Linked DNA regions of Homo sapiens: regions 1, 2 and 4 are each linked to region 3. Evidence: chromatin loops called from intact Hi-C (ENCODE). Cell type or tissue: endothelial cell of umbilical vein. All regions are shown on one strand. Region 1 overlaps SYT1 (synaptotagmin 1). Region 2 overlaps SYT1 (synaptotagmin 1). Region 3 has its middle 200 kb from the start of LINC02424. Region 4 overlaps SYT1 (synaptotagmin 1).

Region 1 (8,000 bases), 810 kb after region 3:
GGAATCTTTTTTATCTTGGGTGGGTCAGTGAGCAAAAAGATATTTCTTTTTATTTCTGTGTGCTATTAATATGGGTGGTTCTTATCATTGCCTCTCTAACTTTCCATTTAAATTTCAAAATGATTTAATCTTAAATGTAAAACAACTGTGAAATCTTATTACCGAGATTATTTATTTCAAAAATGAGTCTCCGGCAACAGAGTTCCTATACTCTATGCTGAGAGATCTGGAATATTGCATTCATTTCTGAAAACACACTTAAGAGGAGAGACATTAACTTTCTGAAGCAAATTCAGCAGGAAATCAGGGTCATGCAGAGGGCAGATACAGTCTCAGTTAAGGAACAGTTCAGGCAATTGGAGATGTTTAAGCTGCAAAATACAGAATTCAAAGAGGACATAACTGTCTGAAAAATGTGAGAAAAGAATTGAACCTACTCTTATTAACTATAAAGACCTGAACTGGGATCCATGAGTATAAGTGATGGAAATCCATACTTGGTTCTTCCCATTTTAGTTCCCAAACAAAAGCTAGAGGAAAGTTTATCAGAAATACTGAGTTAGGGCCGGGCGCGGTGGCTCACTCCTGTAATCCCAGCACTTTGGGAGGCTGAGGCGGGCGGATCACGAGGTCAGAAGATCGGGACCATCCTGGCTAAAACGGTGAAACCCCCTCTCTACTAAAAATACAAAAAATTTAGCCGGGCATGGTGACGGGCGCCTGTAGTCCCAGCTACTCAGGAGGCTGAGACAGGAGAATGGCGTGAACCCGGGAGGCGGAGCTTGCAGTGAGCAGAGATCGCGCCACTGCACTCCAGCCTGGGCGACAGAGCGATATTCCGTCTCAAAAAATAATAATAATAAAAATAAAAAATAAAAATAAAAGAAATACTGAGTTAGGGATGGTACCCTACCTACCTGCCATAGGTTAGGGAATTAACCTATTAAATCCCTCCAATCTTCTAAAGTTTCATTTTAAAACTCTAAAAGATCATGCCCAGCCTAAAGACAACATCAGCCCATGGAAGAGCACATCTATTAAAGACAAATGTATCCTCACCAAAAGTGATTATTTTATTTTTTCCTTAAGATAATACGAATGAAAGACTACTACTGCTAATAATAATTATAGTTATAATCTAGTCAGTGCTTTCTCTGCTGTGCATTTACTAATTTCGTCTTGTTTAATCCTATTCATACTCTCATGAGGTAGGTATGGTTATCCCCATATATGAATGAGAAAACTAAGGTTTGGAAAAGAGACTCGCTCAAGGTCACAAGGTAAAGAAATGGCAAAGGCCCAGCTCCTCACTCCAGCTGCATCTGTTACCTAAGCCTGCCCACTTACTCACAGCTTCCCCCACCTAGACAGTGCACACTGTAATTTCAATTGGCCATAATCCCCAAATCATAGAAACCTCAACTCTAGAAGATAATGAATGCTCTTGAGCAGCAAAATGATCATCAGTTGACTCACAATGAATACTCTCTATAGATTATTTTGACAAAGTAACGCTATCCAACTGTGCCTGCAAATGCCAACACATGCAAATCCCTGCGACTTCATAAACAGCAAATGCCCTAATGAGCTAAAGAAACAATTGCTCTTTATTCATTTTCTTCAGTGTGTTTCTTATTTCTGCTGGAAAATAATGTCCAGAAGGAATTTGTGTTCTATTCAATGACTATAAAAAAGAGGAAGGTTAGTGTTTACAAGTTTACATAATACAAAAAAGAGTGGCCGTGAAACAGTGAGCTGTGGCTTCCTGGTGGGAAGACACTCACATGCAGCCTGTGACTTCCTGGGCAGTTTTAATTTACTTTTAATCATTTCAGAAGTCATGCCTCAGAGGTTTGAGATAAAAAGTTTCATAGCATCTTACCTTTTTCTTTTCTGCCCCTCCTTTTTTAGTTTGGTAAAATGTAGTCCAGAAAAACAGGTGGAGGGGGAAGAGCCAGTTTAAGTATTTGCTCCTCCAGGAAACTTCCCACATATCCTAAACCCATCTTTGTTCTTCTTTACCTTTATACTGTCCACGTTTTTTCACTTGATCACTGACTGTTGTGTTTCTTCAACTGTGTTCTGTACATACCTTTTCTCATTCATGAGAATGAATTGTTTAATCATCAGGGTTGCCAACACCCTCATTATTTCTTTTTCTGTGTTCCCATGGTGCACTGGAGTTATCTCGTCCCATGATTTATCACACACTGTAGGTATTCGTGGCTCTTTCTCTGTGAACTCCTTTAAGGAGACCAACTTAATTCACTTTTGCATAACCGTCATCTAGCATCGCCTAGCACATTGTAGGCCCCCATGAAGAAATTAAATTAAATGAAAACTCGAATAGTTCACTTAATCCCCAGTGTTTAACATATAGTATGAACTGAATTGAAGTAAAGTGAATTAAATTCAATCAGAACAAATCAAAATGAACTGAAATGATTATAAGACATTATTATGTTGGATAAAGTTATCCAGATTATATTTATAATTTGTAGAAAAATTGATTAGCACAGCCTAGCTATGTTGTTGTGTGATTCCTATGATGGACACTCAGGATTGCCCATTATGTTACTACCATAGAAAGGTCAGCAGCCTTTAGGCCCAATATTACAGCTAGTTCTTTAAGCTGAGGCCATAAGGGTAGACACAGTCTAAATCACTGTGTATTGGCTGAGAAATGTAGACCAAACTCCGGAAGGCTGACAGTATTTCTGAACAAGCAAATGATGCTTAAAGTGAACTGAAGCTGTTGATTATACAGGAGGATTCCCCAACAAGTAGATCTAAAATTTCATTTCCAGGGCTAAGTCACCTTCTTGGTCCATGGTTTGCTGTGATCTCAGAGGGAGAGGAAACCATACCCACAACAGCCCCTCATCCCTCCCCTCTCTTCTTATCTCTAGCTTCTAAATAGTTGTCCATCAGCACGCACTGTGCACCCCATCTGAGTTCAGCTGTGTGTTAGGCACCTGAAATTCAGTCAATACCATGAACATTATCTCTCCACTTTTGGGTCCTAACTTCTCAAAAAGGAGACCAACAATAAGTAAGTACCAAAAATATTAATCATAAATGATCACAAATTCTATCAGGCTGTGAAAGAGAGAAATGACAAGATATTTCCCTCATCCAAAAATGTAGACTCTGATTTAGGAGTATAGGCAATTCTTTTCTCAAAATTATATCTCTTTTCATCAAAAAAAGTAATTATTGGTAAACCAGATAAATAAGCATTTTGTAAAAATGAAAATGATTGGGGGAGAGAGGAATATCCTCTCCTACAATTTGTGCTTAACTAGCTTAGGTTTGTCCGATGAGATCAGACATCTTTTAATGTTGATGATGTTCACCTATCAGTAAAACTTTGGGAGCACATTCCTCTTTATACATTTACTTGTAGGTTTGTAAGTGTATATAGACCACTATAGTAATATAAAATGGACATTATAAACTTAAAAGTCAAAAAATGTAAAAGATAAAGCAAAAGTAAACATTTTACAATTTGCTTTATGAATGATAAAAATGTTATTCTCCCTTTAAAATATAATTACTAATTTGTTAATAATAAATATGCCTCACTTTTCTTTAAGATATCTGTTTAACTTTGTAATGTAGCAATTCACAAGCATAATATTAGATTCCATTTATTTCAACACTTAGTTTTATAGATGGTCACATCAAAAAAATGCCTCACAAATGCACAATATTCATAATATTTAATATGAACTTAGTTTGGAATTTACAGAAAATATGTCAATATATCACATCGACTGAAGTTTTTTATTTTTTTTAAATCAAAACTTTTAAAAGCTTAAAACTTTTAAACTTTTAGAGAAGCTTTTAGCCAGCTTCTCTAACCTGAAATAGATGATCATTTTTACCTGTAGGCATGACTGACAGAGCACAGCTGAAGAAGAGGTACCAGCTGGGTCATATTCTCATTTCTCACTCGTGTTTGCATTATCAAGTTTTCTTCAAGCCACAGTTGTTGTTCAGGACTCATTTTAGGCAACATGCTCATTTTGTGAAGAGTAGTTTGGTTACAATTAAATAACATAATCTATAAACCAATTTAACTGGGCTCACATAAAGCGCAATACATAGAAAAATGCTAACAGCAAATAAAGTGCAGGCCCCTCTGGCACCCCACCCCACGGTGGCGCTTCCATGCCACCCTCAGGAAACCTTGAGTACTGCGTGTGAATCATGCCAGAACAGGGGCACCTCTGTGATACTGTACATCAGACCTCAGTAAATTTCCAATCCTTTATTTTTAGAAGAAGAAAATAAAGTAGAAACTCTGGTATTTTCTTCTGGGGTGCCAGAAGTAAATATTTGAATTTCTACTTTATTTTTTCCACACTGGAGATCAGAGAAACTAAAGGTTTCAAGTTTATAAACCAAAAGTCGGCCAGCAAATACATTTTCCTTTCCTTTCTCTTACCAAAGAGAAAAAGATGATATCATGTTGATTAAGTTTTGTCTTTATAGACCAACTATTCATTAACCAGAAGGACAGATCATTGTTATTTATTAATGTGATACCTAATTTTTATTTTAAAAGGGTACACATTCTAACAAATGGTAATTTCTTCATAATTTTCAAAAATAATGCCGGGTTTTAAAAAGAAAAACAGATGATGTAAAGAGGCACTAAACCAGATTAGTTTCAGGACATTCAATGTCACCAGAAGGATAGGAATGGCTGGATGTTGCACCTATAAAGGGAAACACTGGATGGGTAGCAGGATGGCTGCTCACAAGGATTTGAAGAACTACCCTGTGGACAAAAGTATGGAATCACATATTCAGCAAATATGTATTAAATGCCTACTTACTAAGTGCCACAGTGAGGAGCTGGAGAGCTGGTGGTAGTGAGATGGATTTTGTGATACCTGCCTACAAAGAGCTTGGAACGAGCTCAGGGAGATCCACTTTAAAATACTGTGTGATTTAGATTAGGAGTAAACAAACTTTTTTTGTAAAGGACCAGATAGTAAATATTTTAGGCTTTGCAGGCCACATGGTCTCTCGCAACTAAATATTCAACTCTATTGCAACACAAAAGCAGCCACAGACAGTCTGTAAGGAGTAGACATAGCTGTGTTCTAATCAAACTTTTTATTTATGGATACTGATATGCAAATTTCATGTAATTTTATATGTCATGAAATATTAATCTTTTTTATTTTTTTCAACTCTAAAAATGTAAACATTTTCTTAGCTTACGACCTACAGAAACATGCAGCAGCCAGATCTGGTCCACAGGTAGTAACCTGCCGGGAGCTAATTAACAGGATTTCACAAGAGCTCAGAGGAAGAGTACTTAACCTCCACTGGAGATTTCGTGGGCGCTTCCTGGAGAAACCAAGAACCGGGTTGAGGGATTGTGCAGGGCAAAGGGATAGGCCAAAAGGACAGTGAGAGCTAAGGCCTGGTTGTACAAAACAGATCGTGTAGTGTAGAGGAGCTGCTAAGAAATGAAGTTAGAGAGGCAGAGCCCAGTCAGGAAAGTTGAACTTTATGTTCCAGAGGTGGTGAGTAGCCACTGCAGGGATTTAAGCAGGGAGTTTGTGCTGCAAACTGTAACATTAATTCCAGCTCAGGCTGTGGAATCAAACTGACATGATTAGGATCCCAGTTCTGCCACTCACCAAGCATCTGAATTCAAATCATTTTCTTATCCTCTTCAAATATCAGTTCCATCATCTGAAAACCAAAGATAATCCCTACCTTGCTCTTTGTTATTCTCTATTCTTGTACCTGTCTGCTTCACTTATTGCTCATAGTGTCACAACTGGTAATATAAATTTCATTGCTAACTTGTTATTTGACTGATGCCCCCTCTAGATTGTGGGGCCATGTCATCATCCATATAAACCAGGTACCTAGCAGGGCGCCTGACTCAAAAGTACCTGATGAATAAATGGAAAAAAAAAATCAACTCACAATGATAAAGCCAACCATCTCCCACCTTGTAGTTCTATCACTATCCATGCTTGCTTCTTGCCTTACAAGGATAAATATGTTGTATCATTTATTTAAAACTTGGAATAAAGTCATAAAGAAAAATGATTAATCATTTCTATACATCTATCTTATCCATAATGTTTATTTTCTTGAGCAAGTTCTCATTACACTTCATTTTGCCACATGGCTTTTCCTTCTTCCACTGAGACGCACTTCCTCCAAGAAACTTTCTTAATCTAAATGTTACAGGAAAGGGGTCCCAATCCAGACCCCAAGAGAGGGTTCTTGGATCTTGTGCAAGGAGGAATTCAGGGCGAGTCTGCAGTGCACAGTGAAAGCAAGTTTATTAAGAAAGTAAAGGAATAAAAGAATGGCTACTCCATAGACAGAGCAGTCCCGAGGGCTGCTGGTTGCCCATTTTTATGGTCATTTCTTGATGATATGCTGAACAAAGGGTGGATTATTCATGCCTCCCCTTTTTAGACCATATAGGGTAACTTCCTGATGTTGCCATGGCATTTGTAAACTGTCATGGTACTGGTGGGAGTGTAGCAGTGAGGACAACCAGAGGTCACTCTCGGCGCCATTTTGGTTTTGGTGGGTTTGGCTGGCTCCTTTACTGCAAACTGTTTTATCAGCAAGGTCTTTATGACCTGTATTTTATGCTGACCTCCTTTCTCATCCTGTTACTTAGAATGCCTTAGCCGTCTGGGAATGCAGCCCAGTAGGTTTCAGCCTCATTTTACCCAGCTCCTATTTAAGATGGAGTTGCTCTGGTTCACACACATCTGACATAAATGGGCAATTTTCTAGTTTACATTGCAGTGAGCTGGAAATGAAGCAAAATCTTTCCAATGCATAATTCAGGCTAACTTTTAACTTAAATTCACAGGTAGGGTAAATGGCCCATTTCATTAATGATTTACAAACGTCTGCATGCCTCCTTATCTAAATTGCCAAAATACCTTTATATTTCACTGCCCGATATCACATTATAAATTGTAAATATATGACTTATCTATTCATTAGATTTCCAGAACTCTTATTCTAGGGCAAACAAGAAAGCAATAAAATCCATGTTGAATTTTAGCTCATATTTCTCCTTATTGTTCAATTTCATTCATTCGTTCAACAAGTATCTATTGAATGCTTACTGTGTGCCATGTATTGTTAAATCTTCCCTTTTAGAGATGTTTATGTAACATTTTTTGTTTTTTTGTTTTGTTTTGTTTTTTTGAGACAGAGTCTCGCTCCATTGCCCAGGCTGGAGTGCAGTGGCGCAATCTCAGCTCACTGCAAGCTCTGCCTCCCAGGTTCACACCATTCTCCTGCCTCAGCCTCCCGAGTAGCTGGGACTGCAGGCTACCGCCACCATGCCCGGCTAATTTTTTGTATTTTCAGTAGAGACGAGGTTTCACCGTTTTAGCCAGGATGGTCTCGATCTCCTGACCTCGTGATCCGCCTACCTTGGCCTCCCAAAGTTCTAGGATTACGGTAACATGTGTTTTAAGGTGTTTATTTTCTAAATAGCTTAAATCTTAACCACCAATTTATTTTTTTCTTCTATATGTGTTGGTAATTGTGGCCTAGATAAAAGCTCTAGCAATTGTAGTGACAGGACAAAATATAAAAATTCTCAGGGCTATTTAAATTATAAACAGATTTTAAGAAGCACTGTGTGGTGTTTCTGTTATCCTTCTGCTTTCCAAGAGAATATATCTGCATCCTGAAATCTAATCACATTTACTTCAGGCAGAGTTGCTTTTGGAAATTCAGGCTTTGCCCATATTGTCTTTGTTGTATAAACAACTTAGCTTCCCTTTCTCCCTTTTGTTCTAGAATTATTTAGTACTAATTATAGATTGAGAATATCCAGGGTCAGGAAGACCTAGTCCAGGTCTAGGGAGAATCCAGGTTCAGGAAGAGAGGAGAGCATGGGCTTGGTTAGGGACATATTAAGCCTATGACACCAATTAAGACAACAAATGGAGATGTCTAATATGCAGTTAGTCCACCAAAATTAT
Region 2 (8,000 bases), 780 kb after region 3:
CACAGATTTTTAAGTGGATCACTAATTATACTTCTGAAAACACTGTTTAGAAGTCATTTATTTATTATTAGTATTAATTATTTCAGGCTAGGCTACAATAACAAATAGGCCCAAACACGTAATGGGTTCTGCAAAAGAGAAGTCTTGGCAGGTAGGGCTCTGCTTTATTAAATCTTCAAGGATCCTGTCTCACTGAACCTCTGCCATCTTCAGCATTTCAGCATGTAGCTTCCAAGGTCACTCTGAGGTCACTATCACAGACATAGAAAAGAAAAAAAATCATGGGTAGGAGTTCTGGGGGACTGGGTCTAGGAGTGGTGCACATCACTTCTGTTCACATTCCATTAGCTAGAACCCAATCACAAGACCACATCTAACTACAAGAAAGGCTGGGAAATGTAGTCTAGCTGTGTTCTCAGGAAGAAGAGCGTGGACTTTTGGTAAACTACAGAGACTCTGGCAGTCTCTGCCAGAGTGGAATACTTAATAAATACATTCATTCTTTTTTTTTTTTTTTTTTTTTTTTTTGAGACAGAGTCTCGCTCTGTTGCCTAGGCTGGAGTGCAGTGGCATGATCTCAGCTCACTGCAAGCTCCAACTCCCAGGTTCACACCATTCTCCTGCCTCAGCCTCCCAAGTAGCTGGGACTATAGGCACCCGCCACCATGCCCAGCTAATTTTTTGTATTTTTAGTAGAGACGGAGTTTCACCGTGTTAGCCAGGATGGTCTTGATCTCCTGACCTCGTGATCCACCCGCCTCGTCATTCAGAAAGATGTGAAAGATGAGTGAAAGTTAACTAAGTAAACGGGAGGGTGGCAAGAGGGCAGAATGTCAAGCAAAAGGAACTGTTTATGTGAAGCCTCTGAAAGTGTAGGTGGCGTGGCACAGTTAATGATATAAAGAAGGCTTTCCCCTTGTGGCTGTTGCGCAGAGGGAGAAAGAGGCATTTGATGAGGCAGAGGAATAAGTAGGAAATAGAACTTGAAGATTATTCTAAATGATCATAAGAATTTGGGCCTTTTAACTCAAGAGAGATAGGAGACCTACTTAAGGATTTTAAGATTTGGTTTTTTGATGTTTTGTTTTTTAGAGACAGGGTCTTGCTCTGTTGCCCAGGCTGGAGTGCAGTGCCACAATCATAGCTCACTGAAGACTCAAACTCTCGGGCTCAACTGATCTTCCTGCCTCAGCCTCCTGAGTCACTGGAACCACAGGCATGCACCACCATGCCCGGCTATTTTTTTGTTTTTTGTAGAGATAGAGTCTGGCTTCATTGCCCAGACTGGTCTCAAAATCCTGGTTTCAAGCTATTCGCCCTCCTTGGCCTCCCAAAGTGCGGGGATTATAGGAGTGAGATACGATGCCTGTTATTTAAAAGGTGACTCTGTCAATTGTATTCTAAGAGTAAATTTCAGGAAACCAATTAAGAGGGTATTGGAGTAATCTATATGAGAGATTATTTGATCACATGGTGAAGACTATAAGGATGGAAACAAGTGAACTTATTGAGAGATTTTATGATAAATAAAATCAGAACTCAAAAGAAGTCAATGATCAACGATCAGTGATAATGCCCAGTTTTCTGGCTTAAGCAACCCCTTGGATGCTAATATCATTTGTTGAAATCGAGTGAACCAGATTTAGAAGAAAGATCATAAATTCAGTTTTTGGCATTCGAGTCTAAAACGAGTGTGAGATATTCAATGACTAGTGGACAGTTAGATATAAAAGTCTGGGGCTTAGAGAAAATATCTAAACTAGAGATACAAACTGGAGAATCACTTCCATATTATAACTAAAACCATATACTGGGATAAGATTAGTTTATGAAGAAAAGAAGTTAGTTATAACTACACCCTGCAAAGGGAGACCAAGAGTGAGTGGCCAGGGAGGCAGAGAAACTAAAATCAGGAAATCATTGTATTATAGAATCCAAGGAAAGAAAGGGAGTCAATAAATTCTGCTGAAAGTTCATGGAAATGAGACCTGCAAAATATTAATGGTTCGGTAATATGGATGTCATTTGAAATCTTAGTAGCAACTATTTTAATAAAATGATGGAGAGAGAAATCAATGGAACATGAAAAAATGGGGACAGTGATTGTAACCAATTTCTTCAAGAAATTTGGCTGTGCAAAGGAGCAGAGAGACATGGCACATGTAGAAAAGAGGATAGTTGAAATAGGAATTTTGTTATGATAATAGCGAACACTCACACAGTACATTTTGTGAGCCAGGAACTCTTCTAACTCCTTTTTTACATACTAACTGATGTAATTCTACTGACTCCATCACTATTCTTCCATTTTAGAGATTAGAAAAGTGAGGCACAGAAGAGAAAGTACATTGCCTGAGGCTTAGTAGGTAATAAGAAGCAGACTTGGGAATTGAACCTAAGTAGCCTGACTATAGAGTCCATGTTGTTACAAAGTCACTGAGGAATCTTCTAAGCATATTTTAATGTTGAAAGAAAGATCTCAAATGTTATTTTGTCTTTTGTCAGTAATAAAATATTTGGCACATACTCCCAATATTTCTGTCTTTCTATAAATCATATATATATTGTGCTATACCAATATATGATGTGTTTTATAAAACATATAAATGAAACACAATTTTGAAAATATGGGATAAAAGTAAATATAAATAGAAGGTCTAATATTGTCTTCTCATACTCCAATGGATTATCTTATGAAATCTGCAATGAAGATAACTAAAGAAGAGAGGGAAAGGATAGAGAAAAAGAACTGAGTGCATTTACTGGTTTCGACTACATGTGCAAATTTCCACAAACTCCGTGGCTTAAAACACCCATTTATTAGTTCAGTCCAGTAAAACAGAGAGAAAAACTAGACAGGTAGCTCTAATAAAGTAAAATCATGGAAATATATGATTTCCCAGCCAGAAGAACCTTCAGGACTGTGTTATCCAGACCTGTTTTATAAAGACAAGGAAGGTGGATCCCGATGGTTAAGCAGTTGACCACATTTCACCTCCTTCAAATCCTTCTTATACAGACATTCCCTGAACTTCCTGTTTCAAATTGCTATCCTTATTCCCCACCTACTTTACATGTTTCCACAGCACATACCTCACCAAACATGCCTTTTATTTTACTGTTATTTTGTTGACTTTGCGTGTCTTACTGACCACTGTGCCCAAGTGCCTAGAACAGTGCCTGGCACAGAGGAGGTACCCAATAAATATCAGTTATACCAAAAAATAGTGAATGAATACACATGGTGGTCCAGTGCTCTTTCCACCACTCTATACTGTACTTTACTGTCACTTTTTGTTTGTTTTTGTTATTGAGACAGGGTCTCGCTCTGTCTCCCAGGCTAAACTACAGTGGCACGATCTCTGCCCACTGCAACCTCCACCTCTTGGGCCCAAGTAATCCTCCCACCTCAGCCTCCTGAGTAGCTGGGGCTATAGGCACGCATCACACCACACCTGGCTATTTTTTTGTATTTTTTTGTAGAGACAGGATTTCACCAAGTTGCCCAGGCTGGTCTCAAACTCCTGGGCTCAAGCAGTCTGCCCGCCTCTGCCTTCCAAAGTGCTGGTATTACAGCCATGAGCCACCACACCCGGCCTACTGTCACTTTTAAGAAGCATTTTGATTTTCTATTTTCATCCTTATTTTGATCACATCAGAATATCTGCTTTTCTGTGAATTATTATTTCTAATGGGACCACAAGTGTATCAGTTAATCAAAATATAAATTATGGACATCATGAGGAAATTTTGAATTTCTAAATCATAAAGTGGAAATCCATTTTCAATTAAATTACATGAATTTTACACTTACAGAAGAGTAACTTGGTTTAAGCTGTTCAAGGGGTATAGTACTGTGTACATGCATTCCTGTGCCTAGAACACTCATGCCCTCTTGTGGACAGGGTTCATCCTGACTTCCTGCCGAACCTTCCTTATCTCAGCTCAGGTAACCGCTCCTCCAGGACACCTATATGTCCCCTGCCCTCCTCCTCCTCCCACAGACACCAGCTCTGGTTAAAAGGGGAAAACTAGAAGGCTTGTCTTAAAGCTACATTTGCATGGCCAGCACATTGGTTTTACAAAGAACATGCATTTGGGGTGGCTTGCAGAAATTTATAACGATTATTGAGGGAATAAATCTCTAAAGTCCCCCTCTCCTTAGTTACTAGACCCTGGAAGGTTTCAATCTTCACCTCCTATAGCATTTGTGCCACTTCTGTAGTACAGTCAATGCATTATATTTTTACTCATCTAGGTATCCATAGAGCCTAGACTAGAACCTAGAAGAGTCTGTGGTGGAACTCAGTAATTATTTTTTAATAAGAAATGAACGAATATAAACCAATGAGTTACAGAGTATGCCTAAAGAATAAGCATCCAAAGATACACTCTCTTTCACCTGAACAATTTACTATACATTTGTAGACTAGGCCAGATTCAGTCTTTCTAGCCTGAACACATTACACAGCAACATTTCACACTGTGACCATCTGGTCCATTAGATGTAAATACCGATTTGGCAGATACTTCAGGAGTATGAGAGTAATGCAGGAATAAAATGAAGTTGAAAAATGCTACCACCCAAAAGATATATTTAAAGCCACATATTATCTTATTAAAATTAAAAACCTAACATTGTCCTTCATATAAGTGAAGACTGTTTTAGTATTTTTACTAATGGGGACTATGCAAATGGTCTGAATTTTCATTTGAGAGATAATTGGGTCTCCATTTGTATGTCACCTCTAAACAAGACTCCCAACCTCAGAGAAAAACCATCTACTCATCAAAGAATCTGTTGCCAATTTAACACATAGAAAAATCTTCTTACAATTAACATAAATAGAATGTCCTTTTAAAATGTCACAGCATTAATTCAGGTACTTTTGAAAAACTCACTCAAGAGTACAGTGTTTCCATCAAATGTATGAACTTAGCCCCATTTGCAAAGGTCACTAAAATGAACCCATCTTTTTCCACATAAAACGATGTATGGGGCTACAGAGCCATTAAATAAATATTCATTTTAAATCAAGCTTTTTATTTATCCATTGGAGATGACCTCTGTTCTAATTATCTATAATGCTTTTCAAAAAGGAAAGGTATTTTTGTCGTTGTCTAGTAAATCATTAATTTGTGTCTATTCAATGGCTGCATTTTTTTAAAAATAATGAAATTATCAAGCTGCTCAGAACAAAGCTGCCTTCTGATTGTCAGCTGTATATTCTAAAAGAGCAGGTAAATTTCTCTGAATCTCACAGCTGGAACTTTTCTAACACTAACTGGCAGTTTCCACCTAGTGATCAAGGCAATTGACTAAAATAAATTACACATAAAGCTGAAATTCCTAATAGTAATAAGGCCCCTTCATGAGATAATCACACCAGCAAAAGCACTCATGTGTTGGCTGCAACCCTACAGGGTCTTGAAATTATCTTATAAAAGCTATACCTCCAGAAATGGTTTTGTTTCTAGTTTCATGACAGGGCTAATATGACAGTGTCCATAGCACTAGGTACAAAGGAGGAGCTCCAAACAAAATTCGTTACTTGACTGGATTAAAATGGAGACACTGTTGTTAAAGCACTAACATCAGTGCTATTTACAAAGCAGATGACTGGTGAGGACCTCATTTCAATACAGTCAACTGACAATTATTTCGAAGCTTTTATTATGTGCCTGGAGCTAGGCATAGAAAAGTAGTATATAGTCCCTGCTCTTCTGGAGTTTAAGGTGAGTTGAGCTCACGTGTAAGAAATAAATAGGGAAAAAGTAATCTCGAGGCACCATTCTACCAGCTATAAAGCAATTGCTAGCAGAAATCCAAGTGGGCTAGAATAGTAAGGAGGTTTTTTTGTTTGTTTGTGTGTTTGTTTTTTCTTTTTTTTTTTTTTTTTGAACATGGACTAGGGCTTAATGGTTAGGAGTAATTTGATTAGGCAGAAGGGAATAAAGGATTGCAGATGGATTTTCCAACTAAGCAAAAGTCTGGTAACTGGAAGGAATATAGCTCACAGAGAAATAGTGATTGCTGTAGCAAACTTCCCAATCTTTGTACCATCTTCATGACCAATGCATTTATTAACTGGGCTGTCAGGAGTGTTGATGGCTTATAGCTCATAACTGAGTTCCCCCTTCCTGGCATCACCCTCAGCTGAAAAGATGCTCACCCAAGATGTAGGAGCAGCCCACATCCAATGTTTGGGGGATTCAGGATGATAAAATCTCATCCTTGTTGCCCCATTTCCAAATATCTTTGAAGAACTCTCCCAGCTCCAGAGTTCCCCATAGAATTGACTGAGGTCTTGATGTAACTGTATCACAGCCCAACTTCTCAACCTGTGTAATCCTGATTCCCTCACTCCCAAAGAGGGGTTGATCTAAAGGACACACCCCTATAAACCTCATGTTGAAAATCTGCCTGAGTCTGCTTCCTCAGAGAACTCAACATATGACAAATGAAGATGCTGAAAAGACCAACCTGACTTATTCAGTTGTAAGAAAGCTGCATGTTCTCATTCAGTAGGCATAGACACTATTCCAATGCTGGGAACACAGCAGTAAGAAAAACAAGTCTTTTCTCTTATGGATCTGATATTCTGGTGAGGAAAACCTAAATAGACATAATAGAATGTCAAGTAATGACGGGTGCTAAGACAAAAAAGAAGCAGGGCAAGAGGAGAGGTAATGTTTGTGTTTAGGACTGCATTGGACTACATTAGATAGAGTGGCCACAGAAAAAGTCCCTAAAGAGGTAACATGCAAGCAGAAAGCTGAATAAACTAATGAAACAATTCATACCAGTATCTAGGAGAATATTGCTGACAGAAGGAACAGCAATGCAAAGATCCTCAGATAGAAGTGTGTTTGGCATGTTTTGGAAAGAGGAAGTGAAATCTGGAGAACAGTGGTAGGATACGAAGGGGGCAGATCATATCAGGCCTTTTAGTGTAAGGAACAGATGTTATTCTAAGTAAAAAGGGAAGATCTCAAAGGGCTTTGAGTAGGATTGTCCCATGATCAGATTTCCATTTTAAAAGGATCATGCTGCCTTTTATGTGAGAAGGAAACTAGAAAGGAGCAAGAAGAGATGCAGAGAGGCTATTATGAGGCTATTACAGAGGTCTAGGTCAGAAGTGACAATGACATGGACTTAAGGTTGCCACTGGTCATGGCTTGCCTGGGACTGAGGGGTTTCCCAGGATGCAGGACTTTTAGATCTTAAACCAGGAGGATCTTAAACAAATCAGGATGTTTGGTCACCCTACTTGGACTAGAGTAATAACCCTATGAATGAAGGCATGTGGTCAGGTTCAAAATATATTCTAAGGGTTGAAGAAGCAGTGAAACAAGAGCAAATGGTTTAGACATTTAGGACAGAGGCAAAATGTAAAACTTCTTGAAAGTCAGGAAGAGGGGTTCAGACCTTTCAAACATTCACTTGGCATTAGTATGTAGTATGCATTGAATTTTGAAGAGACTATAACTAAAGAGGTCTTTAATCAGACTACTTCAGAAAATATGACAGAAATGTCACTAGGGCTTAACCACAATGGAACTGATGGTAAAAATGGAGGTGGAGGTGATTGAAATGGTGGTGTTGGTAGTAGCAGAGGTCATAGTGTAGGATGGTGAAGGTGGTAGTGATAGTGACAAGTATCATATAGAGATGGTGCTCATATTGACATGGATGTGGAAGTGGAAGGAAAGAAAGAAAGACAGATGAAAAAAGACAAAGAAAGAAAGAAAGGAAGAAAGGAAAAAAGAAAGAAAGGAAAGAAAAAGAAAGAAAAAAAGAAAAGAAAGAAAAAGAAAGAGGAAGAAAGAAAGAGAGAAGGAAAGAAAGAAAGAAAGAAAGAAAGAAAGAAAGAAAAAGAAAGAAAGAAAGAAAGAAAGGAGGGAGGGAGGGAGGGAGGGAAGGAAGGGAGGAAGGAAGGACGGACAAACAGGAGGAAGGGAGGAAGGTAGGAAGGAAGAGGAAGGAAGGAAGAAAAGGG
Region 3 (8,000 bases):
TTACTCATGTTAATTTGCTGCCTTCTTTTGCTTATCTCTCTGGAATCTTGGCCAATGTATACCTAAATGACCAAGAGTTCTCACCACAAATATTTAATGAAATAGTTTTCTATGAAAATTTGTTTCTTAAGCTTTAGTTCCCAGTGTGTCCGTGAATTCTTTACTCTCTACCTTTGAAATATTCTCTTGCTTTCAGTTTATGTCAACAACTCACCTTGCCTAATCAATCTCTCTTGTCTCTTCTGTTGCAGAAGCTATCATAATGGAAATGGTGGATTTAAGATTCAAGATTTAATTTCCAATTCCATATGCTCTTTGACCACATCCTAAGAAAGCTGTGAGATTTCAGTATCCCATTTTTAAGCAAGCATTTGTTGTAAACAAGTCTGGCAGATGGCCACAACACCTGGGACAATTAAGCCCAAGGGATGCTTGAGTAGTTTCTAAGGCAAGCAGAATCTTCCATCTGCTCAAATGGCACTTTTGGGGTTTAAGCAAGCCTGTGTGGGCTACTCAGGGTTTATTCCCCTCACAAGTCTACTCTTCTGTCTCCAAATACTTGCTGGCTGCCCCTCTAAAAAGTAGAGAAAACAGGAAAATATATATTTACTCTATTTTACAGCTGTCTAACTGCTTTAAAATGGATAACTTAGCTCTGCTGGGCTTATCCTTAAGAAACGAGATCAAACAGTTTTCATGAAATGCCACTCACATTTTAAATGCATGAGTTATTTTGGTTTATTCTGTTCTAGAATTTTCCAAAGCTAGAATTAAATGCTAAATAATCAATTTGCCCATTTAAAAGATATTGGTGCACTATGTAACAGATTGTGGCTACCAACATTCTGAGCCAGTCTTTCCCCTCCAAATGCCCTGCCTTCCCCTACACACATTGAACCTACTATTTAATTTTGTATGATGGAATCTTGCCAGATCAGTATGGGGAATATATTGTTTGGAATCTAGGTTGTTATTCTGAAGGTTTATTTCTTCTGGTAAAAACACAAGAACATTTTCACAGAATACGCAAGGTTTTTTGCTTGTTTCTGTTTGAGACTGCACAGTAAGTTGGCTAGCACAAGGAAGCTCCTACATCCTTGCAAACTTCAGTCAAATTGCCATGTAAAGTCATTGCCAAGTTTTCAAAATTGAGTCTGGACTGCTATTCCAATTCACCACCATTCCGCCTCCATAGCAGATGGTGTTCACTTATGCAGGGGACGCAGATGAAACGGCATGGTGGAGGTGTCATTCCACTGCTAAGGTTTTGAATTTTCTTGCTCTGAAGAACTCGATGCCAAAGAGTAACAACTTATTGATCTTCACTCTCTGTCATCAGCTAGTGTCCATCTTTTTTCCCCATTTCCTCCATCTCACCCACTCCCCAGCATCACTTCTGGGTCATAACTCTTCCCCTTCTGAATTATTTTTTGCAAGCACATTGATGTTTTGCTCATAATTCCTGAATATGCATTTTCAGTCCTGAACCTCAGTGCCTATCTAGCTTTCATATGTAGGCAACCTTATGGTATAACTGGAAGAATCTCCTAAATACTGAGACTTTTTGAAACCTGACAAAAAGTTGAAGAATAAGAGTTTGGCTCTTGGACTCAGATCAGACTCAGATTTGATCTTGACTCTGCCACTTGCTATCAGCATAGCACTGGGGCATATATTTGACCTATGCTATTTGTAAAATGGAAATAAGTATTCTTTGGAAACCTCACAGTGTTTGGAGAATTAAATGAAACTGAATTTATGTTTGGTATGGTAAGTGATACATGATTATGCTCTTCTCACTGCCAATTTCCTGATAGTCGTAAGCGTCCAACATTAGAATTACTGTCTTTGCTCCTTTACCTTCCAAATCAAATCCATCATCATGTTCTATTTATTATGATGCCCGTTTATTTTCTGCATCCATGGCTACAAGCTCAGTCCAGACCATCATCTCAAATCTATATTTTGTATTTAAATTTCTTTACATTTTTCTATCCCTTTAACATAATTAAATTTTCTTTCAATTTTGCAAACATGATTTTAATTCAATTATGTGCCATAGAGATTGCTAGGCCACATTTTCATTAGAGTTGCTTGACTCCTTTGTAAGGCACTATTATTTAAGGCTTGGGCTCTGGAACCAGACTTCTTGAGTTAAAATGCCACCTCAATAACTTATTAGCTATGTAACTTTTAATAACTTACTAATGTCTCTATCTCAGCTGCATCATCTCTAACAAGGATATAATAACAGTATCTTATCTCATAATGGTGGTTATAAGAAAAAAAGGGCATAATGGATATAAACCTGCTTAATACATAGAAAGCACTTGTGATTTTGTTAATCATTATTATCCTCAAATATTTCTTTCAGCATCAGCCTCCCATTTTGAACACGCACAATGACAACCTTTTCATTTTATATCAAAATGAAGCTTCTGCATTTTAGTTCTTTATTAACTTCCTCATAATTGATTCACAGTAAGTTCTTTGACACATGCCTACATCCACACATTAAGCCTGCACATTTACTCACTTATTTTCCTCTCCTCCATGGTCCTGAGGCCCCTAGTCATCTGTGTAATCTCTCTGCAATATGAATTCTCTGACTCAGTAAACCATTATACATATCCATGTTTCTTCATTTTCATTTGATGTATCTTTGGATTCAGTGCACTTCCCTAAATCATTCCCACTTTTTCTTCTAATTTCAAATATCCTGCTTAGAACTCCTTTTCAAGAATCTTTCCCTTTCTACATGCTTCTAAACAAATCATTCTTGTATTCCCTCTGTCTTCAGAACAATTATGTTCTATTTGTGCTATATTAAATCTGTTACACCATAAGCTGGCTTGCATCTTTGTGCTCCAGCCATACTGGTCTCCTGCTGTTCCTGAAGCATGCCAAACACCAATCCATCTCAGGGCTATTGTGCTGGGTTTTCCCTTTAACTGAAAACAATGCTTTTCTCTGGATATCTGCATGATTTATGCTCTCATTTCATTCAGGTCTCTGCTCAAATATCACCACTACAGAGAATCACCATGTCACCCTTACATGTTTCATTTTTCTTTCTAGCATTTGACATATGTAGCTAGCTCTTATGTTTATTGGCTTTTGTTTGTTTCTCCCACTAGAGGGCAGGACCATTATCTGTTTTGTTGACTGTTCAATTCCCAGCTCCTAGCACAATGCCCTTTACGTAGTAGACGCTCAATATTTATGGAATGGATGAATGAATACATTGTAACCTAGCATCACCACCAAAAATAATTCTAAATACTTAAAATGTAGGGACTATGTATTGGATTTTTGTAACATTCCTTCATATATTGCCATAGAGAGAGAAACATCTGGCTTCAGAACAAGACTGGCCCAAATCCCCAAATTCTCAATTACTATTTGAGTAAATCCAAGTAATTTTCTCTCTGAGCCTCAACCTCCCTGTATATAAAATAAGCATAGTCATACTCATTATGATGGATAATTTTATCTGTCAACTATGGTGCCCAGTTGTTTGCTCAAACACCAATATAGATGCTGCTGTGAAGGTATTTAGATGTGATTAACATTTAAATTAGTAGGATTTTGAGTAAAGCAGATTACCCTCCATAAAGCAAGTAGGCTTCATGCAATCAGTTGGCCTTCAGAGAAAAGACTGAGGTTTCCAGAAAGATAAGTAATTCTGCCTCAAGACTGCAGCGTAGAAACCCTGCTTGAGTTTCCAATCTGCAGATTTAGCGCTCAAGATTGCAGTATCAACTCTTCTCTGAATTTCCAGCCTGGTCTGTTCTATAGATTCCAGACCTCCTAGCTCACATAATTGTATAAGCCATTTCCTTAAAATCTGTGTGTGTGTGTGTGTGTGTGTGTGTGTGTGTGTGTGTGTGTGTGCATGTGTGCATTTATATACGTATATACCATATTATTTTTCTCTGAAAAACCTTGACTAATAAAGCTACTTTACTTGAAGTTAGGATTAAATGATGTAATATGTTTAAAACTCTTATTAAATAGTAGCAATTATTACATGGTGAGTAAATAATTTTGCCAGGTTATTATGTCTGCCACATGGCAAGGGCTTAACAAGTATTTGATGAATGAATGAATAAATGAATGCCAGAAAGTGGATGTCTTCTGAACACATATTATTCCAGATGATTGTAAAAGCACATATGGCCAGCGTTACTCATTTCTTAGTATTATTTGAACCAGAACGTACAGCACATTGCATTCCCTGTGAAGGTCTAAAAATGTTATATACATATGCAACATTATTCACTGAAAATAAATCAGAATTTATTTTATGATAGCAAAAGTACTGTTTGAAAATGAAAGGAAGTCGAATGCCAAATTGTTCCATGAATCTTCCAGCAGCTTTGAGATAAGCATAATTTTATATATCTGAACACCCTTCATGAGAGTATTTTGAACACTAGTTAGCTAATTGGGGCAATGTTCTTTGGGGGAAAAACATATTATATAAATGTTGAGTATTTTAGTTTAGATGGAAATGGGAGGTGGTAAGGGATTACAAAAATATTTGAGCATCTGGAAATTAAGTACACAAATTTTAATATATAAATTCAGATGGTGCTCTGGTGAGACCGTGTTATGTTCTAAAGGACTAAAAAGATTGAAACAGTCACTGCTGAATTTTAGCAGATTTTTATGTATTGTAAAGGTATTTTTGCAGTATATGAACTCAGAGGCCTATGAGATGCCCTCACATTTGGGGTCTCCTCAAAGATATCAGCTAGAAGACTAAGAGGTAGACCTATTTGGCAGGGAAGGCAGGGCAAACACCAGGAGAGTGGTAGGAGTCTTTAGTGCCAGCAAGCATATTCTCAAAGCTTCTCCCATATAGAGACATTTAGGGAGTGGATAAGAGGAGAAGGGAATGATTGAAAGGACAAAAACAGGATGCTGGAAACTAAATAGCTTATCCTCGGTTTTGCTTAGCTTCTCAGCTAGAGTCCTTCAAAAGAAAATTATATTTTTTAATTCTACTAGGATTCTTACTGTGGTAAAAATATCCTGAAATTCAGCAGCAATGCTTGTTATCTTCCAGCCTTAATTTAGAACATGGCTCAACCCTGTTGCCCCTGTCTTTCCAATGCCCTGATTTGGTATTTGGGGATAAATGCTCTAAAGAGAAGATATTTATTAATTGGGATCACACCCTGTCTAAATTAGGAAAATATATCTACTACTTTTATATCTGCTTACATCACAAACCTATTCACTGGAATAACCAGATCTTTAAGCATTTTTAAATACTTATTTAAAAATATATTTTAACACTTTTATATTATACTGAGTTTGGCTTATTTCAACAGATGCTGAAGTCAGCCTACCAGCAATAAGATAGGGCAATAAGATAGGGAGCAATAAGATAGGGAAAATAACTGGATTTCAATTCCTTTCTCAGTATTTGAAGTCAAGCCAACTGCAGTTATTGGCCTCTAGATGTGTTCAAGCTGTCACTTTTTTTTTTTCATGAAAGTTATACAAATTAGAACATCAATGAATTGGAGAGATTTGAGAAAAAGAAAGAAGAGAATTAGAGGAACCAAAACCAGTTCATGGACTTCTGCCCCATAGAATCCTAGGTTCCCTAAGTGACATAAAATACTTTGGGGCTATGTGTGGCTGGCAAAGTAAAATTACATTTTGGACATAAGTTGAATCTCTTGTTTGAAAATAAGTGAGTTTTTTCCTAGAGCAATAGAGCTTGCAAAAATGAAGCTCTGAAAGATGAACTATACTTAAAATTCACAGTACATGTGTGCCCCATGTCTTAGCATTTGAAAGTTTTTTCCCACATTGTCTCTTGGCATAATCAATGCTCATTTGACTTGTAGTGAGCCCATGGCTTGGAGTGCACCACTCAAGAACACACAGGGACTGGTAGAGTTATTTAGGAAGAGCCATTGGGAAATCTATTCTAATCCAAGTAATCTGTAATTTGAGGGATCCAATCTCTAAATGCATGCCAATTATACCTTAATTTTTCATTAAGTAAAATGGAATTTGTCACAAATGACTTGTGTTGATATATATGGGTCTAAAGTGCATTCAAGCTGGTAACACCATTAAATAAGCTGTGATACAGGACTCAGCATGTGATTTTTTTTTTTTTTTTACATAGAAATGAAATCAGTTGTCACCAAAGCTTTAAACAGAAGAGAGGAACCTTCCCCCTGCCTCAACCTCTCTAGTTTTATAGCTCCAAGCTACATCAGTATGTATAGACACCAGTATGCACAGACCTTTTAGAAACACTTTTAGACCTTTTTAGAAAAGACTTGCCACCAAAATTAAAAATACTTACCAAACTAGATTGTAAAAGGAAAGATGTATGTTTTTACTTATTGCTTTTCAATTTTGATAAATTTCAGGTGTATCATTCTCTGCATAGCTCATCACTGTGCTCTTTCAAATGTTTCCCTTCCCAGAAATACACACATATTTATATATAAGTGATATATATACACATGCATACATTCATATATATCACATATTTTATATATAATACATATACTTGCCAAATTAGCATTCACCAACACACATGCAAAAAATTATCTTCATGAAATATTTTGTGCTTCCAGGTGAGGTGACAGGTCTGACTTCAGAAACCTGTCACTAAAGAGCTAGATAGCCTGGCAGTGCTTCAGATTTGCCAGTTGAAAACATGTTGGCCACAGGTTTTATTGTCCAGATCTGCTCAGTGAAACCCCACAGCAACAATGGTCATTACCAATAAGGCTACTAGATATTATCAGAGAATCTAGAGACCATAAATTGACATGCTGTATGCATAAATTTGCATATGGAATCAAGAAGCTCTTCATTCCAAGTGGGAAAATAAAGTGACTTCCTGAAAGCAGTGTTCTTATGTTTAATCTCAATGATCATGTCAGGACATCTGAAAGTTACAAGGCGTTGTGTCATGATGCTTTAGAAGGAGTGTGGTAGAAATGCCTGTGTTTCTAGTGACTGGCAGGGAATCAAGCTTCAGATCATGCATGCAGACACAAATGGGAAGAAAATATCGCTGTTGTTCCCGTTGGCTCCTTTTGCTACAGGATAAACAAGATGAAAAATTTAATTTTATGTGTTTAATTAATCTAGTAACTACAGTTCAATATTGGTAGAGAAAGATTTGGACAAATCTTTCTGACTCCTACTATTGTAATTTCTCTTCTATCATACTGTTTTAATATAATAAGCCATAATTGGGATGAATAAAGAAGTCAGAGAGAAATCACATCATGTTACAAGTATTTAGTAGATCCCTTTCCTACCCCACAGAGTTGTGAGAGATGCTCATGGAAGCTGAAAATAGCCAATGACTTGTTCATACTACTCCTGAGAAAAAGTACATTAGGAAAAGGCTGGCTCTGGCTTTTTCAACATATAAACCTGATCATAGTAGTTTCAGGTGCAAAAACAATTTAATGAAACTTCTTAAACACTCACATCCCATGGGCTTCCCATATCTATGTGGAATTGTCGAATTAAGGATTTTTGTATATTATTTTCAGTCATTTTTAACTTAGCCACACCAAGTGATATTGACATTTATAAAAATCTAACTCTTAATCATTAGGATGACTAAAAATGACACATTGTCAGAGTTCTCCAGAGATACATAGCCAATAGGATGGATAGTTAGGTAAGATGGATGATTGATAGATTAGTGGATGAGAAGAGATTTAATAGGGTAATTGGCTCATGTGATTCTGGAGCTTGAGAAGTCCCAGTATAGGCCTCCGCAAGCTGGAGGACCAGGAAAGCTGATAGCATGGCTCAGTCCAAGTCTAAAGGTCTTAGAACAAGTGATTCCAATGGTATAAATCTCAGTCTAAATCTAAAGGCCTGAGAAAATTAGGGCCTGCTGGTGCAAGTTCTGGAATCGAAAGCCCCCAAATCCTGGAGTGCTGATGTTCAAGGGCAGGGGAAGAAGAGTATCCCAGTTCTAGAAAACAGAAATTTCA
Region 4 (8,000 bases), 440 kb after region 3:
GCTATATTATTATTAAAAACAAATTATAAATATGAAAGTGATGACAATTGCAATTTCTGTTAAAGTAATTATAGCATGTAACTAATTCATCTAATTCTCACTGACTTCTCTTATGTACCTGATCAATTCCAAGATTTGGATATGAAGCACTGAGGACAGTCTTGGGAATTACTGAGCTCTACACAAATTTTGCCATTTTTATTATACTATCGTTTTCTTTAGTTGCATAAGTAATTGTATAAATTACTTTAGTTAGCATAAGTAATTTGAATGAAATTTCAATAAAATGTCAATAAAATAGCTATTTTGTTTTGTTGGCTTAGGGCTAAAGATAAGAAAGATTTGATGTTGCAATTGCTTTTGGATATTTTATTAGTACAGTAGCAATTGTTCATAAATACAGAGTGAAAATAATAATGCAATTTTGATACAGATGTGAGAAGACTCTAGACCAATATTTTGTATCTAATATGTCTCAGCTTCCTTTAAGTACTTTACCACATTTCATTTCACAACAACATTATCAAGAAAATATTATTTCCATATTTAGATAAAGGAAATGGAGCAGAAAGTGATTCAGTAACTTGCCCAGGTCACATGGTTATAAGTGATAGATCAATATAGCTAACTCTAAGATCCTTTCTATTAAACAATAATATTGGTTTGGTGAATAATATGCTCATATAATTTCAAACTTTCAAAGCAGAGTTTACACAAAAACTTGAAGCTTAACTTTAGTTGTATGAAACCCCAGGGTTTCATAGAAGGTAACTTGAAAACCATAATAGATAGCATCTTATAAAAAGATGCTTATTGTGTGGGCACAGTAAAACTTTCCTTTAGCACTTTCAGTCCTAGCAAATAAGGCTTCTCTGTGACTATGCTAATTTTATTTTCCTTAGCTATATGTGAAGTCAGCGGAGAACCTTATTTCAAGGGTGCATCCAACATGTGTTATAGGCCAGCCATAGACTTTAGAAAGAGAGTATTAATGAGCTCATAATATATCTGAACCTATTTATTAGTAATGTTTTTCATGATAATATTTTATTCATATCATGAAATTCAATTATATAAATATTTATTAATAGAAAGTATACCCCCCATGGATATTAAGAACATGGAATTTAAGGTCCCACAAACCTGGATTGCAATCTCAGTTTTCCTTTTGCTGGCTCTAGATCTAGGACAAGTAATTTTAATTCACTCATCTACAGTTTCCTTATAGGAAAACTCAGGCCAATAATAATGTCTATCTCAGGGCTGTTGTACATTAATCATGTATTAAATTAGATAGTATATGTAAAACACTTAATGGGATATCTGAGTATAGGAAGCCCTTCAGAAGTGATTTTATTATTTTTGCATATATAATAGCATTATTAGTGATAGATACTAGACATGGTCCTTAATATTAAATAGACACGGCCCCTACATAGACATGTAGGTTATGGACTGAAAAGAGAGGCAGTTAAACAAGCATTGGCCATGCAGTTTACTAATTACCAAGCCAGAAAAGAATTAAAATTGTCAGAGTTCCAAAAGCTTTCACTGAGTTCAAAAGTAATTTCAAGTTGAGAACTGGTCCCATTGAAGGTATATATGTCATGAGGGCCCCAGTCTAAACTCACATTTTCAAATTGTCCTTCCCACCATGGAAACACTTCAACACTCATGGGTTAGAATCAGATACCCAAAGGAGTATTGCCATTTGGATAGGCGCTCTGTTTGCCTACATTTCTTTTCCCTAATTGTTTTGCATTGAAAGTGTTTGGTGCACCTTTTAAGATGCCAAAAGACCACAGGCCTCATCTCCTAACAACCAGATGTGACTGTGAATAAAAAGTTTAGAGAGGCTTCTCATTCAAGGTTTTCTTCTAGGGAGGACCAAAATCTTGAAATTGACTAAAAATACAATTTCTATTTTAGCTTAGAGAGGACATGATGGCATTCATTACTTTCAGGATTTCCTGTCTCTGGCAGGCCAACTTGTGACCATGTATGAAGATCACTTATATCAGGTTTGGGAATTAAAGTATTAGATTCGGTCATCAAAGGAATGCTTGGTTAAGACTAGCCAATGGATCAAGTGACTCCTGTATGGCTGAAATTGCCAAGGCCAAAGAGTGGCTAGTATGTAAGAAGTGGTTCCCATAATATGTTGTCATTGGAATGCTCTATGAGGGGAAAAAGCAGAAGCAGCAGTGACTGTAAATGAGGTCTAGACAACAGGTGCTTTTCTTGAGAAACTGGTCATGTTACTAAGAATGATGATGATGATATATATTTGGCTTTTCTTATCTTTTGGCAGTCAGTAGGGATAAGTATTTGGTGCCATCTTCTGAGAGCCCCTGAAATGACATCTGTCCCATCTGTTTTATTTATTTGTGTGTGTGAATTTTTTCTTTTGTTTTGGGTTTTGTTATCTGAAATATACTATGTAGGATCGTTAGATATTTGTGAGAAGATATTCTCGGAAAGCTTCAGAGCTTTGCGTAGTAAGTCTGATTGCAATGGGGGAAAAGGGGAGGATCCTGCAACACAGTTCCTGCTTTCTCCACTATCAGCCATGCTGATGCTTTTGGCAAAATGCATTATGATCACACTTAATTCCTTTGAAACACAGTTTGTTAATGGGTAATTAAGATGTCTTGCATTGATTATTGACTTTGGTTGATATATAGCTCCTGATATTTCTTGCTTTGTAAATTTTTTCCAGCCACTAGCAGAGTTCTAAAGAAAGAAGTAGGTCTGTATCCTTACAAATATACCCCTAAGCTCTCTGCCCATTAACATTTCAGTTTATAAGTGTTTTCAATGTGAAACTATTCACAGTTACCTTGTTGGCCATTTTTCAGCAAAAGGGCCACTCCTGCTGCTGACAGGCATGACAGCCAGCCAGGAGAAACTGGGCATAGAGGAGAAGCAAATCTCCCCTCAAAATTATGTGAGGGGAAATTATATGACTAAATATAGCAACTGTTTAAATTCATCCATAATTCAAGATTTTATCAAGTCCCTCCTCCTCTGTGATGCTTCGTTAAGTACTCCAAGCCATGTTGACCACCTTGTCCTCTGGACTTTCATGGCTCTTAGTTTATTCGGGTATTTAAAATGAAAAGTAAGACACATTAGTCATTGAGCACATGGAAACTATTTTCCTAGAGGGTGAAAACATGCATGTTTTATGTGATTATTGTATTTTTTTGTAGTCAGCTTCATTACCATTATTAGGAGATTATTGCCTGGATCAGTCCTGACCAAAGCTGTTTAACCATCATGTGGTAATAACAGTACTGCAGGAACTTGATGCCCTTAAGGACCTCTATGTCAAATATCTAGAATTTACTTTTTCTTAATTTAATAGATCATTTGAACTCAGAAGTTAGTGAACGGTTAATTTGGGAATGGAGGACAAAAGCTAGATCATACTTATACCCTTTTTTGTTCCCATACGTCAACCTTCATTTCCTGGGAGGTGTCAAGAAAAGGCTTTGGGAGCAGAAGGTGAATAGTAGATTTGAGAGCTCAATTCTCATTAGAGAGGTAATGAAATAATTTCAGTGCAAAAGTTCATCAAAGGCAGAAGAGTATGTGGGAAGTAGATTCTGAGATAGGAAATGCATGTGGATAAAAAGTATGAGTAATGGCCCCCTTCAGTCATTCGGCATTCAACTACAAATGCTTTCTAAGTGTCTGGCACTGGTTTTAGGAAGCACTTGGAGATATAGTAATAAATATGTTAGCCAGGATCACTGCCCTCAAGGAACTTATACTCTAGTGAAATAAAAAAAAGAAAATAACCAATATGCCTATAAATAGTGATTACTGTGGTGAGGGGAAACATGAAGATAAAAAGGGAATAATGAGTAGTGACTTGGGAGTAGAAGGTCCATTTGTATAGCATGGTCAGAGAAAGGCTGTCTGAAATGGTCACCTCTTAGTTGAAACCTAAAGAATAACAACCATCCTGGAATATCTGAAGGAAGAGGGCTCCAAGCAGAGGATTCAGCATGTGCAAAAGTCCTAAGGCAAGAGTGACTCTGGTTTGTTCTAGGAGCAGATAGAAGTGTATGGCTGGAATTTAGTAAAAAGAAGAAGAGAGGATTGGATGAAATAGGCATGACCACAGCATGTAGAATCGTATAAGCCATGACAAGTGGTCGGACTTAATTCTAATTACAATAATAAGCCACTGAGATGTTTTCAGCAGATAAATACTATGATCCCAGATATATTCAAGAAATTTACTCTGGCTATTGGGTAGCATATTGACTATAGGGAGAAAAGATAAGAGTTAAGAGAGTGAAGAGAATAATGGAAGTGATTTAGACTATAATAGTGGCTGTGAGAACGATATGAAGTAGTTAGATTTGGACCACTTTTTGGAGACAGAATAGATAGGTTATGATAATGTAGAGAGTGAGGGAAAGAACAGAATCACAGATGATTTCCAGGATCCTGGAATCAGCAGTATGTTGGATACGTAAGGTGCTCCAAATGCCTTCTCAGCCACCTCCCTTTGCTTATTCCTGCTTTTTGCTAGCCTTGTTTTCCTGCCTAATGTCCTTCTGGACAAGTGCCCCCATGTCTTTTCTCCACACCGTGTCTAGCATAGCTTGAAGTACACAGCAGGGGATCAATTAAAACTCCATGAACTGATTTTCTCTACTACCTAGAAAAGAAAATATGATTCAAGAACAATTTTCTTCTATAGGAAAAACATTTTGGTAAAATTTATAGAAACTTTAGCTTTGCTCTAACCATGTTTATGGTTCCAAGATTACTTGGAACATGATTGTTCCATTTAGTGGCCTTCCATCAAATTTAAAATATGAGTTGTTCACTTTCATTACATGTTTAACTTGCACGAAGATACCTCTTTTTGTTATTATGTGACAACTTCTGTTGTGGCTGTTATGAAATACAAAACAATATTTTAAGAGCTCTATAAATGGTTAGTACTTTCTATGAGAAAAAAGTCTCTATGATTACTGTGTATCGTATTTTCCTACACTAATACTTTAAATCTTAGTGACTTCACCATTTAGATAAAGAGCCCTCTGGTTTTTGTTTGTTTGTTTTGTTTTGTTTTTGAATTCCAATTATTTATGTAAGGCCATACACTCTGTGGATTGTCAAAAGCAGTAGGCAAACCTACTTTCAGTCTTCCCTGACCTCAGAATAATCTTTGGTTGTCTGCATACTTCCTTATGGATGAGCATTGGCAAATGCAAATCATAGCTATTAATATTAAATTATAGGTATTAAGTTCTTACTTGCTCCCTGGTACCATGATAAACACGTGTATGTTTTATTTCACTTAATCAATGGAAATACCCTATGAAGTAAGTAACATAATTATCCCCGTTTTACTGATAAAGACTGAGGCTTAGAAAGGTTAAACATTGTGCCAATATCATCTAGCTGTTCAACTAGAACTGAAATGAATAAAAGTCTACAACTCACATTCTTAACTGTTTAGATTTTCAGCATTTTGAAATTTGATGTGCTTTCACTTGCATCTCTTCTTTGTTTCCCCATCAATATCAATTCCATTTGTTTCATTATCATCCTATGTTTCCTTTCTTTTATTTTTGTTTCTGAATCTAGATTTGGTGCTTTTCTCCACAGGTACTTTGAGCTTAGCACAGACGGCATCCTCTATGTTTCATGGCACTTTCCCCTCATTGCTGTCACTGTTCTCTCTCCCAGATTCACAATACTGAGCTCTGATAATATTTCCAACATTTCTTACTTGCCTTTCAGTGTCTGTGAATGGAATACTGCTATGTGAGTCTGAGGTTTGTACTGGAGGTTTTATGGGTTTCTTGTTATTGCTAGATGAATACTGTAGGTTATTACTATTACTGTAGGTTAATGTTTCTTTATCCTGTTCTTTCAATATCTTCCTAGTATGATGGAGAGAGAGGTTGAAAAATCAATAGAATTAGAATTGAAAAGAGACCATGACAAGATGAAAATTGGATAGAAACAAATTGAATGATTTTTTTTCCAAGTTGAAGTTCAAGATTAGAGTAAAGAGGTGTCTCCAGCTTCTCTCAGAAAATAAAAGGTGGGGAATGTCTCACATGTATCTATCACATGCCCTTTTCTCACTTTGGTTGCCTACTATGGAATCCTCCACTTCATTCTGAACAAATTCTCCTCTCAAAATGTTTCCTTATGTGTTCACAGCAGGGACCAAGCTGTTTGTAGTAGTATTTCCTACTGCCTCCCTTGATGAAGACCGCACCTCTTTATATGAAAGTGGGGAGAGGAGGTATCTATATTTTATCCCCTCACTTATTAAATAAAGCCCACTACACTATTCCCTACTATATTTTTTAAATTAAACCTGGATTCCTGATTTAAAATTTCAATTCCTCCTATAATGCCTCCAAAACACCCAGATCTTCTGATCTTTTGATTCTCACTGATTATGCCTTTGTTCCTTCACTACAGACTCATAAAGTCCTGTCCTGCTATCAGTTTTCAAGTCATCCCTATGGAAGTTCAAAATTTTTTCTAGAGGTCATCCTAATCATTTCACCTTTCTATCTGTATTTTCATTATTCATTTTATGAAGACAATTTTCTTCTAAAGCTAGATCCTCTAATTGTACCCTTCATTTTATATTTACCTAATTCCTGAGCAATCTTGCTCCCATAAGAATGTTGTCGTTTTCCAAACCTATTTTATTTCCCCTCAAAGGGAAGGAAGGACAGAGGTGTCTTGGTCTAGAATTGTACCTGCAGAGATGGTGAGAAATAGCCAGATTTAGGTCATTATGCCAATCATTGTTGAGAAGTTCTTACAGAATTTGCGTTCTATTTCTTAAAAGAAATAATGGCTAAAAGGTTGCATTAGAATATAATATGAAACTTTACTCGAAATAATATAATGTCATTAGTGAAGAGGAAGTTAAGGAAGAGACCACAGTCTTCAAGTAATGGAAACATTTATTTAACATTTACTGCATATTTTTTCATGCAATAAGTATTTATTAATTGCTAGGTACTCTGCTAGATATTAAAGATTCTCTTGAGCATACAATAAACAATATCTCCTTAAGTTTACATACCAGCTTAGAAGAAGGATAATTAATCAGTTTATTACAAGGAAGTGTGATGAGTGACCAGATTGGGAAATTACAGAGAAATATGCAAATTTATAGTAGGGCATTCCATCTAGTCAAGAAGGAAATAACATTTCATCAGAGACCCTAAGAATAAATAAGAGTTAATCCTATCATAATATTAAGGAGAGAAAGTTGAAAAAAACTGTCCCTGACCTCTAAGAACTTACAACACAGGAATCTATATGCTTTCTGAAAGATCTTGCTAGAAATAGTTCAAATAAACTAGGGAAGAATTTTTAAAACAATAGCTGCCAATTTTGCTCTTAACATTTTCCAGAGATTTGTAAAAAAAAAAAAAAAAAAAACACCTGTGACCAATCACCATTTTAAACCTCCTGAATTAAAATTTCTGGGAGTAGATCCTGGGAATCTGCATTTTATAAGCTCCCTGGGTGTTTCATATATATATGAATAATTAGGAAACTTTGCCTAAAATATAAACATAGGTTTTCTTAAGAACCATCTGTGGGTGTTTTAGGCCTGGCATGGTGGCTCACGCCTGTAATCCCAGCACTTTGCGGGGCTGAGGCGGGTGAATCACCTTAGGTCAGGAGTTCAAGACCAGCCTGGCCAACATGGTGAAACCCCAACTATACTAAAAATACAAAAATTGGATGGGCATGGTGGTGTGCACCTGTAGTCCCAGCTACTCGGGAGGCTGAGGCAGGAGAATTGCTTGAATCCAGGAGGCGGGAGCAGTAGTGAGCCGAGATCAGCCCACTGCACTCCAGCCTGGGTGACAGAATGAGATTCTGTCTCAAAAAAAAAAAAAAAAAAGGGAGAGAATCATCTGTGGTGTATTATATCTGCATACTCTCAGGCTGTACCTGAGAACCTGGAATTTGTAGCGGTAAGAGGT

Evidence for each region. Hi-C counts contacts between places; a loop is a spot of excess contacts. Peaks named below come from ENCODE experiments on the same cell type or tissue, not always from the same donor. Only the 100,000 strongest peaks of a DNase experiment are listed, where the experiment ranks them.
Region 1: it touches region 3 in a loop (5-fold over the local background); 3 of 110 quality-filtered maps call a loop at or near these places.
Region 2: it touches region 3 in a loop (4-fold over the local background); 7 of 110 quality-filtered maps call a loop at or near these places.
Region 4: it touches region 3 in a loop (4-fold over the local background); 10 of 110 quality-filtered maps call a loop at or near these places.

What each region holds. Positions count from the first base shown.
Region 1 is chr12:79,369,918-79,377,917 of GRCh38, forward strand. The region is part of intron 9 of SYT1 (synaptotagmin 1); the gene reads left to right. Among named protein-coding and RNA genes, the nearest start is that of MIR1252, 45 kb to the right of the region's middle. RefSeq lists a silencer at 199-399. In endothelial cell of umbilical vein, a CTCF peak has its summit at 4,172; a DNase peak (open chromatin) is centred at 4,164.
Region 2 is chr12:79,341,159-79,349,158 of GRCh38, forward strand. All of the region lies in intron 8 of SYT1 (synaptotagmin 1), which reads left to right. Among named protein-coding and RNA genes, the nearest start is that of MIR1252, 74 kb to the right of the region's middle. In endothelial cell of umbilical vein, a CTCF peak has its summit at 3,925 (motif pointing left); a DNase peak (open chromatin) is centred at 3,893; H3K27me3 peaks cover 187 bases.
Region 3 is chr12:78,559,665-78,567,664 of GRCh38, forward strand. No RefSeq gene overlaps it. Among named protein-coding and RNA genes, the nearest start is that of LINC02424, 200 kb to the left of the region's middle. In endothelial cell of umbilical vein, no CTCF peak of the experiment used is centred here; a DNase peak (open chromatin) is centred at 3,147; H3K27me3 peaks cover 253 bases.
Region 4 is chr12:79,004,232-79,012,231 of GRCh38, forward strand. The region is part of intron 2 of SYT1 (synaptotagmin 1); the gene reads left to right. All of the region lies in intron 4 of LOC105369863 (a long non-coding RNA gene), which reads right to left. Among named protein-coding and RNA genes, the nearest start is that of SYT1, 140 kb to the left of the region's middle. In endothelial cell of umbilical vein, no CTCF peak of the experiment used is centred here; no DNase peak of the experiment used is centred here.